Linked DNA regions of Mus musculus: region 2 is linked to region 1. A link is a loop called in an ENCODE intact Hi-C map of the cell type or tissue named here. Cell type or tissue: heart. All regions are shown on one strand.

Region 1 (8,000 bases):
GGCCCTGGCGTTCCCCTGTACTGGGGCATATAAAGTTTGCCTGTCCAATGGGCCTCTCTTTCCAGTGATGGCTGACTAGGCCATCTTTTGATACATATGCAGCTAAAGTCAAGAGCTCCGGGGTACTGGTTAGTTCATAATGTTGTTGCACCTACAGGGTTGCAGATCTCTTTAGCTCCTTGGATACTTTCTCTAGCTCATCCATTGGGAGCCCTGTGATCCATCCAATAGCTGACTGTGAGCATCCACTTATGTGTTTGCTAGGCCCCGGCCTAGTCTCACAAGAGACAGCTATATCAGGGTCCTTTCAGCAAATGCTTGCTAGTGTATGCAATGGTGTCATCGTTTGGAGACTAATTATGGGATGGATCCCTGGATATGGCAGTCTCTAGATGGTCCATCCTTTTGTCTCACCTCCAAACTTTGTCTCTGTAACTCCTTTTATGGGTGATTGTTTCCAATTCTAAGAAGGGGCAAAGTGTCCACACTTTGGTCTTCGTTCTTCTTCAGTTTCATGTGTTTTACAAATTGGCGAGGCACTTTCTTAAAATTAATTAATTAATTAATTAATTAATTAAAAACCCATACAAAACAAAACAACAACAAACCCAAAATCCATTTCATCAAAGTGGACATAAACTTAGGAGTTCTCTGTACACCTTTACCAGAGTCTCAATTTTGTATTGCAAGGAATGTTTTTAGTTATTTGACGCTGCTCTTTACTTTTGAACACATTAGAGAATCTCCAGGTGGGCAGGGCTGAGAGCTTGTCAGGAGTCGGTCCCTGGCAGCCAGATAGAGTAGGAAAGGTGGACCACCTTCCAAGATATGGCTTACAAATCATGTGAAGAAGTGAACCCTCCATTAGCCTTAGCACAGACAAGAACCTAGGGAAGAAAACTAGGGGGAAGGGTCTGGTGATGATCCCCCTCTGTGCTACTTCTGAGGCTGACTCTCCTGTGTGTCCCAGGTTGTGTTTCAGAGCTGGAGAGACAAAACACTGACATTTAAAACAGGACATAAGTTCCCTCGTGTGAAAGCCAATAACGGACAGCTATTGCTAGTTCGGCTGTCTTTATTTTAAACCCAAACTCTGAACGTTTTCTAAAGCAAAATGCATTCTCCTGGTCACCTGTCCTCATGGTTCTTGTCATGTGAGTTGGGCACTTTGTGGCTTGAACACCCAATCCTCCTGCTGGGGTAACAGGTGGCCACCCAAACCACTGATGGGGTGGTTTCCAGGGCCGAGGCCTGAGTGTGCACTCGGTCACCATAATTGGCACTGGGAAGCTGAGGCCATCAGAGCCAACAGTTGATGTCCTTATGGGATAAATCTGATAAGAAACACAAATGTTTAGTTTCTTCATATGACGAAGAGAGATCCTTTGTGGTTTGGTTGTTTATCAAATTGCAAATACATAAAACAGAAAATGAAACTGTCCCAGGTGGAAGCCACTTCTCCCCGAGTATTACGTGTCAGCTGTGGGGTTTGGCTAAACCCTATAAGAGATGCTGGGACATTCCTTCAGTGGCCAAGTGGGGGGTCAGTGGAGTAGACAGCAATGGCACTCAGTAAAATATCTCCTACAGAAGGTTCTAGAAGGATCCTTGAAGACCACCACATAGATGAAGATGTGGGCTTTGCTCTACCACATCCACTGGTAAGAAAAGTGAAAATCTGCTTTGTCCTCATTATTTATCTCGACAGATGAATTTCTAAGTAAGCAGCTCTGTCTCAGGTTCTCTTAAGCGAATGAGTGATGTCAAATTCAGAGCCCACTTACAAAAAGGGAGCCTGGCTGCTCTTCAGTGTTTCTTCTTCTTCTTCTTCCTCAAAATCCAGCCCTTACTTTCTTAACCTGGAAATGTGAAGTGGTGAGGGAAGGGGCACATGAGAAGTCTTTTTAGTTTCGTGAAGGAAACGGGCTCATAGAAGGGAAGCCAGTTTGTCACAATGACTTTTCCAGCACGGTGTCCTGAAACAGCAACATTCAAATGCCCAGAGCCATAGAAACATTTCTCTTCTGAACCTTATCAAATGGATCGATCTGTGCTCCTCACTGATTTCAGTATATGAGATGATAGATCAAGCAACTTTTGTTTCATACTAATAATGCTTGTGGTTTGCCAAGCATAATCCAAAGGAAGGTATGAACAACCTTGATTGTGCTTTTGTGCAAGTTTTGGAATCCAAGTGCGGTGCATGTGGGGGAAATGCCTCGTGTCTCAACCAGGTACAGTGGGAAACAACTATAGTTCCATCACCCAGGAGTCAGAGGCAGGGGCATAGCCTCAAATTCAAGGCCAGACAGTCTTAAATAAAACAAAAGCTGAGAACGCACTGAACAAACAAAAATTATGTCATTAAATTGGACTGCAAAAACGCCACGCATACCAATTTATCATTCACATCTTCATTATCAACACTTACGGAAAATAGCAAAGAAGCAAAATACTCGTTTAGAGGTGCCCCATGCTCACCTAGTCTCACTAAGACCCGAACAGAGTAAGTAGTCAGTCGCACGTTTTGAGCTCGGGTGACTCTAGGACCCAGACGCAAAGAGCCATGGAGCCAGGAAGGCACAGATCTAGGGGCAGTGGGCTAGAGACTGGGATCAGATATGGAAAACCAAGGCAGTTCCCGGGAAGGCGAGGCACGGGTACACTGCAGAATTAAGGGTAGCAGCGAGCCTGTATCAGCTCGCCCAGCCGGGAGCGATCTGAAGCATGCACCCCGCAGTGCTCACGAGGAGCATCCTGCGCAGCTCCCATCCAATCCAGTGGCTTGCTGCTTGGGGCGGGACTACAGTTTAGCATGCAGCCTCAGGCTCTCCCGTCTTTGGGCACCAAGCCTGATATCCTTGCTACAAGTGTCCTGGCGCCTGCATCTTTGGGTGCCCTGGCGTGCCTGGTTTTGAGGTTTTCGTGTATCCGGTCACGAATGTGGAACTGACCACCTCAGGGTTTAGCGCTGCAGTTCTCAACCTTCTTAATGCTGAAACCTTTTCTAAAGTTCCTCATGTTGTGATGACCCCGGACGGTAAAATTATTTTCGTTGCTACGTCACAACTGTAATTTTGCTACTGTTTTGAATTGTAATGTAAGTATCTGTGTTTTCCGATGGTCTTAGGTAGTCCCAAAAAGAATGCAGCCTCAAAGGGGTCACGACCCACAGGTTGAGAAACACTGCTCTAACAGGAAGCAGCCCTAGGGGTGGGACATTAGGACAGCACTGGGTGTGGTTCCAAGTTCTGGAGTTCATCTGGGGACATTGCCTGCATCTATGTAGTATTTATTTGTGTCATGTGATAGTAAATATGAGATTCAGGAGATACCTTTATTTGGATTTCTTTTTCATTTGGGGTGGGGCTGAAGTTACGTATGGTAGAGGAAGTAGACACCACCTATATAGCAGTCCCCTCCGGCATCAATAGCTTCGCTTTTTTCTTTCTTTCTTTCTTTCTTTCTTTCTTTCTTTCTTTCTTTCTTTCTTTCTTTCTTTTTTTTTTTTTGGTTTTGGTTTTTCGAGACAGGGTTTCTCTGTATAGTCCTGGCTGTCCTGGAACTCACTCCGTAGACCAGGTAGACCAGGCTGGCCTCGAACTCAGAAATCCTCCTGCCTCTGCCTCCCAAGTGCTGGGGTTAAAGGCGTGTGCCACCACTGCCCGGCACTCCCTCCTGCAGCACCCTAGGTCCTAGACCCATGCTCCCAGTATTGGGGTGCCTATGTTCACGCAACTTGTACCTTACTTAAAATCCCCAAAGCACATGCACACTATGTGTCAGAGGAGCCCAAGACCCATTGAGTGTCTCTTTTACGTGACAAGGTGACCATTCTCTAATATATACACATACATATACATATCTGTTAAAGTTGCTAAGATTTATGGTAAGAATAAGTCTGTCTAAAATTGTGATAGGGAAAAAATGGCTACAAGTTAGAAAGATGGCTCAGTCAGTGTTATGCATGTAAGAGAATATTAATCCAATACCAAGAAGTCACATTTTAAAAAGCCAAAGCCAGGATTAGGTCGTGTACACTCAAAATACCAGTGGATCCTTAGGATTTGCTGGCCAACCAGGCTAACCTCATGGGTGGGCTCCAGAGCAGTGAGAGTCCTAGTCTCAAAAGTAAGGTGAGGGACATGTCTAAAGTTGTCCTCTGGCCTACACACAGGTGTACATGCATATACACACATACTCATACACTCACACACATACACACATGAACAAACATCCACACACATGCACACATGTGTACATACCCATAAACACACACACACACATGCACACCCACACACACATACACATTCACATGCATGTATATACATACACTCACACACATACACACATGAACAAACATCCACACACATGCATACATGTGCGTGCACCCACAAACATGCACACACATGTGCACACACACACATACACAGAATCTATCCTAGTTCTGCTGTTCTACCTCAAACTGCACAAGTTATAGCAACACCCCTTAAAGCTACCGTTAGGGTGGAAATGGTATTAAGTGACCAGTAATATCCTAGGCCCTTCAAGAAATATATTAGAAGCACAGTACAGCCTTAATTCTGAATGTTGGAAATGCTAGTTTGAGTTACAAATGAATTATTCACAAAGTAGCATTTGGACTTTTAAAATAAGTGACAGAAAGACTACTTCTTGGGCCATAAGAAATATAGGCATGGGTCTGAGTTCCTAATTTGCTGACAACCTTAAAGCCATCTCATTCTTTTTCCCACTCAAAAAATACCTGAGAAGAAAGAAAGTAACAGAAAATAAGAAAATAAGTAACAGAAAATAATGAAAACCGTAATCCCTGGGCTCCACAGAGAGGAGCCTGGTGTAAGACGGAGAAGCGAGAAAGGCTTCGGTAGAATTGTTGGCTGAATTTTGGCTCCTGCCAGAGCCTGGACTGGTCCTTCTAGACCATGTTTGTTGGGGGCCCAAATGGAGCTGGAGACAAGATAGACCGTCCATGGGGAAGCCTGAATTACTCTAAGTGACCTCCGTGAGCAATTCAAACAAAATGGTTTTATTGGATCTTATTTTCTCTCCCAGGTGGAGCTGCCCGACGCATACAGCCCCTGGGTCCTTGTGGCTAGAAATCTGCCTGTGCTGATTGAGAACGGGCAGCTTCGAGAAGAAGTTGAAAAGGTTTGAAAACCTGTACAATCGCCTTTCTGTGTGGTTTCTCCACATCTCAATCGTGGCTTTAAGGCCTACAGCATCCACTACCGGGGCTGAGGTTAGTCACATCTCTCCGTCTCTTCTCAGCTGCCCACACTGAGCACGGACGGACTGAGAGGACACAGGTTACAGCGCCTGGCACACCTGGCCCTGGGGTACATCACCATGGCGTATGTGTGGAACCGAGGGGATGACGATGTTCGAAAGGTTTGGAGACTTTCTGGTACTTCTCACATGGTGACTTTTCATTAGCATGAATGCAGATTCCAGCTTGCCAAGTGTCTGGGCTCGGAAGGTAACTCGGTGGTGGTGGAATGCACGCCTGCCACGCGGAAGGTCCCGGGTTTGAACCCTAGACCCATAAGAAGTTAAATACTAGAACTGTAGTATTATCATTGTCGTTTGTAATGCTGGCGGTGGGTGCTTCTGGAAGGAGGCACTACGGTTTGAACCTCAGGCCTTGTGTGTGTTAGGCTCCACTGGGCTTCCATTTTTAAAATTTGCATCAGGAGGAAAATAGAGCACTTCCTCACTGAATTATCATAATTACATTGTAAATATCTTTCATACAGTAGACAAGCATTTAATAGCTCGATGCAGACACATGCCCTGCTTTTTAAGTTTCATAACACTGTGAATGTTTTATAGTTACCATACAAATTTAGGTGGCACTCAGAATCACATGAAATCCACAAAGACTACATCTCCATATTTCAAGTCACAAAGGAATAGCATTGGTTTCTCAGTGCCTTTTGCCATATAGTGACAAGCGTGACTGATGCTTTCTTCAGATACTTTTATTGCCACATGCAGTTTAAAGACAGAGACACACATACAATCCACCCATGCAGTCAGCCAGCTCCTGGGGTACGGAGAGGAATAAGACAATCTGTGTAACCATGGGAGCACCCTGAACTTGGTTACACTCATCTATTAGCATCCAATTCTGCTTGTGAGTAACTGCTGTTTTGCGTATTGAGGCAGGGGTATCCGTATTAGCACAGGATCCAGAACTCACCTTGTATCCTGGGATGGCTTTGAAGTCTTAACTCTCTTGTATCATCCTTCCAAGTCCTAGGTTAGCAGGTCTACAAGGCACCAATGCCAAGTATTGTGAAGTTTACAGAAAACAGAATAAACATACAACGCTCTCTCTCTCTCTCTCTCTCTCTCTCTCTCTCCCTCCCTCTCTCTCTCTCTCTCTCTCTCTCTCACACACACACACACACACACATGAGTGTTTCTGTGTGCTCTGAGACAGCACTCTGCTTGTATTTCTCACGTGAGTCACATCCAGTGTCCTTAGCAAAGCCTACAAGTCCAGAGACAACTTGAGTTTTCCTTTCTCACTGCCACTAGCTAACATGGTGTCCTGTGGGACAGATGGGTAAAGGACAGAGTGAAAATAACACAGGGTCATTTGAAAATAAAACCTAAAGTCTCCTTATCTTATTTTCTTTCCTACCTGGGGGCCCAGCTATGCCCTGAACAACCAACATCTCAAACAGGAGTGTTGAACCACCGCCGGGATTATGTTATGAAACAAGGGAGAGAAAAATTACACATATGGGCTTCCAAGTGCTGTCTATGCTCCATAACAAGTTTGAACAGTGAGATGAGAAGAAAATATAGGATGTTTTAGTGGCTAAAAAAAATGACCCAGTTTGTTTTCAACTAGGTGCTGCCCCGCAATATTGCTGTTCCCTACTGCGAGCTCTCAGAGAAGTTGGGCCTGCCTCCTATTCTGTCTTATGCAGACTGTGTCCTGGCAAACTGGAAGAAAAAGGACCCCAATGGGTATGTGACCCCGAGCAAAAAGCAGATGCTGTTAGCTGGGCGAATTTATTCCTTAACTTTTGGCAACGCAGCTTCTGTTGTTGGTTATGGTTTGCTTGTTTGTTGGTTATAGATCGTTGTGTCTATAACTACGAACGTATTACCCGTGAGCTTGAGAGGAGCACCTGGGCGTATATGGGAAAATCCAGAGAGCCTTCGTGTGCACTCTGGAGTGTGCAGACTTCATAAAGCCACCGCCCAAAGCTAGCAACAGGAGTGTGTCAGTCACTCCAGAAAATACTTCCATGCTTCTTTTCATCCTATTCCTTCCTCTGCACCCAGAAAATACACTCTCGATTGTTGTTATTGGGTTAGGGTCTAGCAAGGTGGCTCAGCAGGCCAACGAACTTGCAGCACAACATTGTCAACCTACGTTTAACCCCCTGGACGCAAGTAAAAGTGAAGAATTGACTCCACAAAATTTCCCTCTGACCTCTACATGTGCGCCATGAAACACGTGCCCTCCACATCAGGCCCACAGAGAACGATAATATATTATGGTTTTTAAATTTTTAGTTGGTTTGTATTAAAATGTTAGTTGGGATATGAGGAGGGTTATTACTATTTTGTTTGTGTTTTGTTTTATTTGTCTGGCTTTTGACAATATCTTACCACATACCCCAAAGTGACCTTGAGCTTGTCTGTCCTCTGCATCAGTCTCCTGCTCTCTAGGATGCTGAGTGTGCACCACAACACCTGGCAAATTGGATTTCAGATCAATAAAAGCCATTGTCATCGCTATGGTTTCTATTGCTGTGATAGAACAGCCAGACTGAGAGCAACTTGGGAAAGAAAGGGTTTTATTTCACCTTGGTTGTAAGTTCGTCATCCAGGAAAGCCAGAGCAGTAACTCAGAGGGAACGTAGTAACAGGAACTGGAGCAGAAGCCTTGGGGGAACCCTGCTTACATGCTTGCTCTCTGTTCTCTCTATGGCTTATTCAGACAACTGAATGTGCCAATT
Region 2 (8,000 bases), 160 kb after region 1:
GAATGTGTTTCAGTCTCAAAAGACTCAGAGAGCATCACAGATGCGGAGGAGGGAAAGACACAAGAGCCAGAAAATGGGGATGAGTACTGTCAAATGCTGTCTTCAGGGCATGGCTCAATGGTTGGATTCATTAATTCTCAACAGCTGTGGTCACCTGCAGACGATTAAGCCAGTTAACATTCCATATGGATAGAGGTGAGGATCACGAAGCCCCAGCCCTTCTCTGGGAAGCAAGTGCCAGTAATGAGTTGCTGGGGAGAGAGAGTAATATTCTTCAGTGGTGGGAGTAACTGGTAAATTGTCTGTGCTCTGGTAAAACAAACAGCAAACAAACAAACAAAACAACAAAACCCTGTTCATATTCGTGCATGTGACACTAAATAAACTCAGTGAGTCATTATAAAATAAAAGTAAAACATGAAAAAGTAAAATACAAGACATGGTTAAGAGAGGGCACTTAGTGGGAAGAATAAAGAATTCAGCGAGAGTGGGACATGGGTGTAAGAGGGAACAGGAGAGTGAAAACGACCAAACTATGTTATATCCATGTACAAAATTATCAAAGAATCCAGGGGCTGGAGGCATGGCTCAGTGGTTAAGACCACTGCCTGCTCTTCTGGAGGACCCGGGTTCAATTCCCAGCATCCATGAGGCAGCTCATCACTGTCTATACCTCCTGTTCTAGGGGATCTAATACCATCACAAAGACGCACAAGCAGGTAAAATTGGTAAACACCAAATGCTCATAAAATAAAAACAAATAGGGCTGGAGAGACGGCTCAGTGGTTAAGAGCACTGACTGCTCTTCCAGAGGACCTGAGTTCAATTCCCAGCAACCACATGGTGGCTCACAACCATCTATAAACCATCTATAATGGGATCTGATGCCCTCTTCTGGTGTGTCTGAAGACAGCTACAGTGTATTCATATGCATAAAATAAGTCATTCTTTAAATTTTTTTTTAAATTCAAAAAGTTATTGGGGTGGCCCCAAGAACAATGCCCTGGGTGCTGGGTAGAGAGTGTTGCCAGGGTAGAGAATGCAGGATAAGCGGTCTCAGCTCTGGTGAGAGGACAGAGTTGAACGGGCTCAGCTTGGGAGGAGGTGAATCTTCAGAAAGCATCCCTGCCCGCAAAGGGTAGGAAATAGGCATTGGAAGAAGATGATCTCAGCCAACACCACAGATGCTCACAAGTGCACTAGACCCCCCATTGCTAGAACAGCTAGGATCTTACCAGCTCATATTGAAGGTCTCCCAACTAACTTGCCCCTCCCCTGAGCTATCTGTATCTCCTGGGTGACGGCCACTACAGTCGTCGGTGATGAGGGTGACAGTTGAGCTGGGGCCCTCTGGCTTGGACATCTCCTGGGATTTTGTAGAAGTTCCCTGCCCGTTATGTGCTTGAGCAACTCTGGCGCATACTTATCCACAGTGAACATTTCTTTCAGGTAATAGGAAGACACTGTAATTTCACATAATAGTCATATCTTCAAGTAATAAATTAAAAGTTGAAGATAGCATCATTCTGATTATGCTGAGTGATTCCAAAGTAGCCTTCAAAACAAAAGGTTTTGAAAAATGCAAAAGGTTTTGACATATGCAAAAATGTCTCACTCCTTTCTCCTAGTGAGACATAAACTTTATTAAGGTAAAATAAATGATTTTATTTCTATTTTATTCATTTAATTTAATTCTGAGACAGGGCATTCATTCCTGTGTAGTTCAGTCTGTCCTGCAGCTTGCTAGCCTGCCTCAGCCTTCTAAGACAGATGGGGTTATAGGTGTGTGATTTTCTTGACTATAAGTGAAATAACATTAAAAGTCCATTCTAGTTTCTTGGAGGACCAGAAAGGAGAGTAGAGATTTGAATCATAAAGAGGAATCTCTAGGTCAGAGGAAGGTGACATTTAGCATAGAACAGCTGTACGTATCTGAGTCTTGTGGATAGCAAAAGTAATAGATTAAAAGCGTGTAATGAAGATAGCAGCATTCTGATAATGCTGAGTGACTCCAAAGTAGCCCTCAAAACAAAAGATCAGCTCATTCCTTGTGGGCATTAAGTACCCACAGCACCACCATTAACCTTTGCTCCTTGCTTTTGAATAGTTGTTGCTGTCAATACTTACACAAGCTGGGGAGCTACCATCTGCCGCTATTACTGTTTAAATTGCAGTTCCCAGCAGAAATTACATACAGCACTCAGGTACAGTTTGAGATTTGTGCTTTCGGGCTGAGCCATGTCAGTAAACTTTAGCTCCAGAGTCAGACTTCCTGTCCTCCCAAGCATTTTTTTTTTTCTTCTGACTTCCTCACCCTCACCCTGATAGGGACAGGCAAAAGGCACACAGACCTAGGCTGCCAGGGTCTGGCCCACACTTTAAAACTTTTGTACTAATTGAAACTCTGTTGAGCTTGGCAGAACTCCTTGTTTCAATCGTAGGCAAAGATTTGGAGCCTTTTCTTTTCTCTCTCTCTCCTGATTTCGGCTTCTGGAAGGAAGAGCCAGTTTGTAAGGCACAATGCCGTCTGAGGTGTAAAGAGGCAAGCTTGTAGCCAGCTATCTCTAAACAAGCTTTGAAATGCATTCTAGCATCCGGAGCCAGATCTTTGGCAAGGCAACTGTTAATGTTCTGTGGTTTTTTCCTCCCTGGGATCAATGTGACGTCACCAGTGTAATTTGAGTCCCGAGCTTTGTTCACCCTTTAAATAGCCGTCCTGGGACGATTTTTACAACAGACTCCCCTGGAAGTGCCCAAGCTGAGCCGTGGAAGACCCACATCGATGAAAGCCAAGCCAAGCCATCAAGCCACCAGCATGTCCTCGTCTCTTCGAGTAAGCCCGTCCATCCACGGCTACCACTTCGACACAGCCGCTCGCAAGAAAGCTGTGGGCAACATCTTTGAGAACATAGACCAGGAGTCCCTGCAGAGGCTCTTCAGGAACTCCGGAGACAAGAAGGCAGAGGAGCGGGCCAAGATCATTTTTGCCATCGACCAAGATTTGGAGGAGAAAACTCGAGCCCTCATGGCCCTGAAGAAGAGGACAAAAGACAAGCTTCTTCAGTTTCTCAAACTGCGGAAATATTCCATCAAGGTACACTGAGCACAGCAGGCTGGGCAAGAGCGTATCCACCAATGGACCTTTAAAGACCCAGTGAGCCTGCCAGCTCTGGCACGGGCAGTGTCCCGCGAAAAGGCTTGAGAGCTTCCTCCGACAGGACCCCGAGGATGGAAAGGGACATACATAACTCACCAGCTACACAGACTTGCAACTCATTGCAGCCCTGAGCTGTCCCACTGGGAGCCAAGTGCCTTCAGCAGGCGTTGAGAACTCTCACAGCAGGAAAGGACATAGCCTGAGAGGATGGAGGCACTGACCAGAACACTGCGTTTGTGGGGACTGAGTGCACGCACCCAGGGCCGTTGGCAAGGCCCTAAGACTAAACTCAAACCTAACTTGGTTTTTGTTCTTGTTGTTCGGTTTATTATTTTGTTTTCTTTTTTCTTTTCTTCCTTTTTTCTTTTTTTAAATATTGAAGTGGGGAGGGAGGGAAGAGAAGGAATATGAAGCATAAGTGGTTTACTGAAGTTTTGTGTGTTTTTTTTTTTAAATCTGAATGTTTAAAAATGTGGCTAAATCTCCGTGCTGTTTATTGGTCAAGATTTTTAGAGATCAGTAATTGTCTGCTTGCATTGAATACAATGGCTAAGACAGTGCACCCCCTGCTGTTAAAGTCAAAGAACTGGATGCCTGGCCCAGCCCAGTAAAACCCCACAGCATGGGCTATGTTTCTACAGGATTTGTACACACTTCAAAATGGTTTGCACAAAGCTGAAATAATGGGGCCCTTCATAAATCCGAAGGACTGTGAACAACTTTCGAATGTGCTTTTTAAAACTCTCTGACTAATGCTAAAATCTAATCTAATTAAATGTCCTCCAGACACTGTAGTAAGCATTAGGAAATGAATATGGGGGATTTTAGAAGGATGCTGTGGGTTTTTTAAAATTATTTATTATGCATTGTAAGTGATACATAGCCCTAATAAATTATTATCAACTTAGCTTCTCTTTGCTCTGTGGTGATCCGTCCCCAAGGGAAAAATATAGGATGGTAAATTTTGATCATTGTAAACTTTTCTAGGGGTTGACTCTAAATCTTCCAGAGTAGCTTTATGCTGATTGCCAAACTTTTCCAAAACAAGTTACAGCGCCAAGTGTCTACAGAGCCTTCTCCCCGCCCCCATTTTAAACTTCATGGCATAGAGTTTCCCACAGAGTAATTTGGCAATATTGCTTTTATATATCCATAATCTATCTTCATTTTTCGTGAAATTTCTCCTCTGTCACTACAGCAGATACATACCCATTTATTTCTTCCTAAACGGTATGTTTTGAAGTTCGAGTGAATTATGATGAAGTTTCTGTGGGTCATTATAACATTAATATCTCTCTCCTTATTCCAGTATAATTTATAATAAAGCATTTCTAAAAAGGCATAAGCCAATGCCCACTGTGCTTTCTTAATAGAAAGGCAAAAAAAAGTTTCCAGAAATTCAGCAAAGCTACCAAGTTTTCTCTTTTAAGTTTTTCTTTTTTGTTGTTGTTGTTTGTTTGTTTTTTTGGTTTGGATTTTTGTTTTGTTTTTTATTTTATTTTTGTTTGTTTGTTTGTTTGTTTGTTTTGACAGGGTTTCTCTGTGTAGCCCTGGCTGTCCTGGAACTCACTTTGTAGACCAGGCTGGCCTCAAACTCAGAAATCCACCTGCCTCTGCCTCCCAAGTGCTGGGATTAAAGGCGTGTGCCACCACCGCCTGGCTCCAAGTTTTCTCTTTTAAATGCTGAATATGCTATATCAAAACAAATGAGCTATATGGAACCTTTCAGGAGGGTTAAGCCAGATTTTTATTTTATTTTTCAAATTAATTAAGTTATATACTTCACATCCCAATAAGCCAGAATTTTAAATACAAAAATTATAAAAAGAAAAGAACATAGTTAAACATCTGTATTCTGTCAATAATTATTGAGTTGTTGAAGGTCATTACACATTGATCCATGGGACCCTTATCTAGGCTTATAGGTCAGCATTAGATCACTGACCATATATACAAGATCCTGAGTTTCAGTCCCTGGAAATAAAAAAAGGGGGGGAGGGAGAATTATTCTACAAGTGTGTGTGTGTTTGCGTGTGTGTGCGTGTGTGTGTGATGTGTATGCAAGTATGTGTGCATCCGTGTGTGAGTGTGTGTGAATGTTGTGATGTGCTTGTGAGTGTGTGTGATGTGTATATGAATGTGTGCATATGTGTGTGAGTGTATGTCATGTGTGTGAGTGTTGTGATATGTATGTGTGTAAATGTTGTGATGTGTTTGTGAATGTGTGTGTGTGATGTGTGTGTGCATATGTGTGTAAATGTATGTGATAAGTATGTATGTATGTATGTATGTGTTGTGATGTGTTTGGGACTGTGTGTACATGTAATGTATATGTGAGTGTGTGCATATGTATGTGTGTGTGGTGTGTGTTTGTGTGTATATGTGAGTGTTGTGATATGTGTATGTGTGTGTTTGTGTGAAAAATGCCTATGAGCATTATCTAGGAGGATTATTCATACTCTTCATCAGATTTTCAGATGGTACCAAAAGAGGTTAAGAACCACAGAGGCAGCCTTCAGCGGGGATAGTCACTTGGCCAGAATATGCTCATGAAAGTAGGGACTGTGGAGAAGTCCTCTGTTCAGTCTCCTGGCTTTCAGTCTGATGCACACTGAGCTGTGTGTGTGTGTGTGTGTGTGTGTGTGTGTGTGTGTGTGTGTGCTCAGAATAAGTGACCTAGTCCTTATGGGAACCATTATGAAAATCTTTAAGTTGCACTGCATTCAAAGACAGAGCTGGGTCTGGCTGCCTCTGCCTGAAACCCTACCACTCAGGAGAAATAGGCAGAGGATTGTGAACTCAAGGCCAGCAACTGTCGCTCGGTACGATCATGTCTAAACGATCAATTAGTCCATCTCTTCCTTTATGCATCCCAATGAAGGAAGCACAGCTCAGATGCTGAACTTAGGTTTAATTCCCCGCATGCTCTCAGAACTCTCTATTCTGATGCTGTTATTATCTGTAGAGTGTAGTGTCATCTGTCTTCACCAATGCGTGAAGGAGAAAAAACGAAAATTCCACCAGTAGCTTGTTACAAGCTGTCTCCCCTCTTTTGGGAAGAACGGAGCAGAATCAGTGTGATTGTACAAGATGATTTTTTAACTGCATAATAAACACTAGTAGTGTCGGATAAAAATAGGCATTATCAGGAAAGCAGAGCCGAGGGGTCAGAGAGATGGCTCAGCAGTTAAGAGCAAGTGCTGTTTTTAACAGAGGACTGACTTTGGTTCCAAGAATACATACTTGTATGACTCGAAACTACCTATAATTCTAGGGATCTGATACCTCTCTTGCCTCAGCAGGCATCTGGATCCACTTGTACAACCCACACACAGACACACAGACACACAGACACACAGACACACAGACACACAGACACACACACACACACACACACACACACACACATATATATATATACACAAAATCGAAAACAAAATTTAAACGACATAAAGGAGGACAGTTTCAGTTCTGAGTTCTTTTTCTGACACAAGGAGGGCCATATGAACTGTAAGAACTTAGTGTAATAAGAGATCATAAAAGCATGAAGGGTTTAGTAGCTCATTAATCCGATCACCTCACTGGGATCACCATCATTGCTAACTTTTGCTGACGTATCATACCGAGGGCCAGCTAATTCTCTAAACGTATTTTGATGGAATAGATAAGAGAATGTGTGTCTGTACTGATGTATCCCCATGCACATAGGGCTATAAACTTCAACAACTGGGGATCTTGCTGATGACATACAACTTAGGAAGAATGGCCTTCGTGCCTTTGGATAGCAGCTTTGATTGTGTTACCATGAGAGACCAAGCTCTCCTCCTCCTCTGCAGTTCACTAATCAACTGAAAAGATAGTAGAGTATGGCTTCTGTCAGTCATTGTCTCACCTGTCCATCTGCTTACCACGTGGACATGTCCTAGTTAAGCATCTCGGTGGCACTGTGCATTTAAGGCAGTGCCACATTCACAGCTTGGAACCAAGGCCCCTCCTTATGTCTCCTCTGGGCACTTAGGGGCTGGGGGCTGGTTTTCTCTTGGGGCCTGACAGAAAGCACAGGCTTGCTGTTCCATTCATTCCACTTGCTACCTGCTCGCAGCAAGAGGATTCTGTAGCATACAGGATTTATTGAGAAAGGTCTGGGTTGTGGGTCTAGCTACACATTCTTCCATCGTCACGGGTGATTTGAATGTCATTGACATTTCTCTGAAAAGTCTGATCTGCTAACTTAAAAGAAAAGCCACTGCCAGGGGCCTCTTGGTCCTTGCAGAGCACACCAGGTGACTTTCTGCTTATACAGACATTCCCAGCATGGCCTAGGTATGAAATGACCAGTCCTGCATGGGGAGCTCATGGGGAGGGGTGCTGAATTTGTATCTTATTCACTCCCCCAGCAAAAATGTAGGAGGTACATAGATACACACACTGTATGAGAAAGTAGTCACATGTGCATCATCTATATTTGTGCAATTGATGTGTATGTATCTAGGTATATACATATAGGTATATCTGTGTATGCATATGTCCATGTGGATATATGAGAATATGTATTTGTGTATGTTTTCATGTGCAAATCTGTATTCCTGTGTATGTATATGTGTATCTGGGTAAGCACTCATGAGTGTGTGAATGTGTCTGTGTATACATGTGTCTATGTGAGGTTATGTGTTCATGTATGTTCTTGTGTAATATGAATATGTCTGAGTGAGTGGATGTACATGTGTGTGTGTGCATGAGTGTATGTTAGTGTGTCCAGCCTATAGCTATGTGAGCATGTGTATCTGTTTGAATCTGTGTATGTGCTGAGGATTAGCATGTAGTCCCAACCTGGGACATGCTT

The links. Hi-C counts contacts between places; a loop is a spot of excess contacts. Peaks named below come from ENCODE experiments on the same cell type or tissue, not always from the same donor. Only the 100,000 strongest peaks of a DNase experiment are listed, where the experiment ranks them.
Region 2: a loop joins it to region 1, with 2.8 times the contacts of the local background. A loop is called at or near these places in 3 of 42 quality-filtered maps.

What each region holds. Positions count from the first base shown.
Region 1 is chr8:24,590,502-24,598,501 of GRCm38, reverse strand. Ido1 (indoleamine 2,3-dioxygenase 1) reads left to right here and starts at 1,550. Exons shown (of 10, transcript NM_008324.2): 1 at 1,550-1,661; 2 at 5,074-5,169; 3 at 5,290-5,409; 4 at 6,881-6,999. The coding sequence starts at 1,563. Gm51565 (a long non-coding RNA gene) reads right to left here and starts at 2,891. Exons shown (of 2, transcript XR_003947523.1): 1 at 2,482-2,891; 2 at 1,058-1,859. In heart, a CTCF peak has its summit at 3,207; DNase peaks (open chromatin) are centred at 2,771 and 3,211; H3K4me3 peaks cover 860 bases; H3K27ac peaks cover 447 bases; H3K27me3 peaks cover 999 bases.
Region 2 is chr8:24,433,679-24,441,678 of GRCm38, reverse strand. Tcim (transcriptional and immune response regulator) reads left to right here and starts at 2,733. Exons shown (of 1, transcript NM_026931.3): 1 at 2,733-4,507. The coding sequence starts at 2,783. The coding sequence ends at 3,103. In heart, a CTCF peak has its summit at 3,737 (motif pointing left); DNase peaks (open chromatin) are centred at 2,738, 3,218 and 3,738; H3K4me3 peaks cover 2,316 bases; H3K27ac peaks cover 2,282 bases.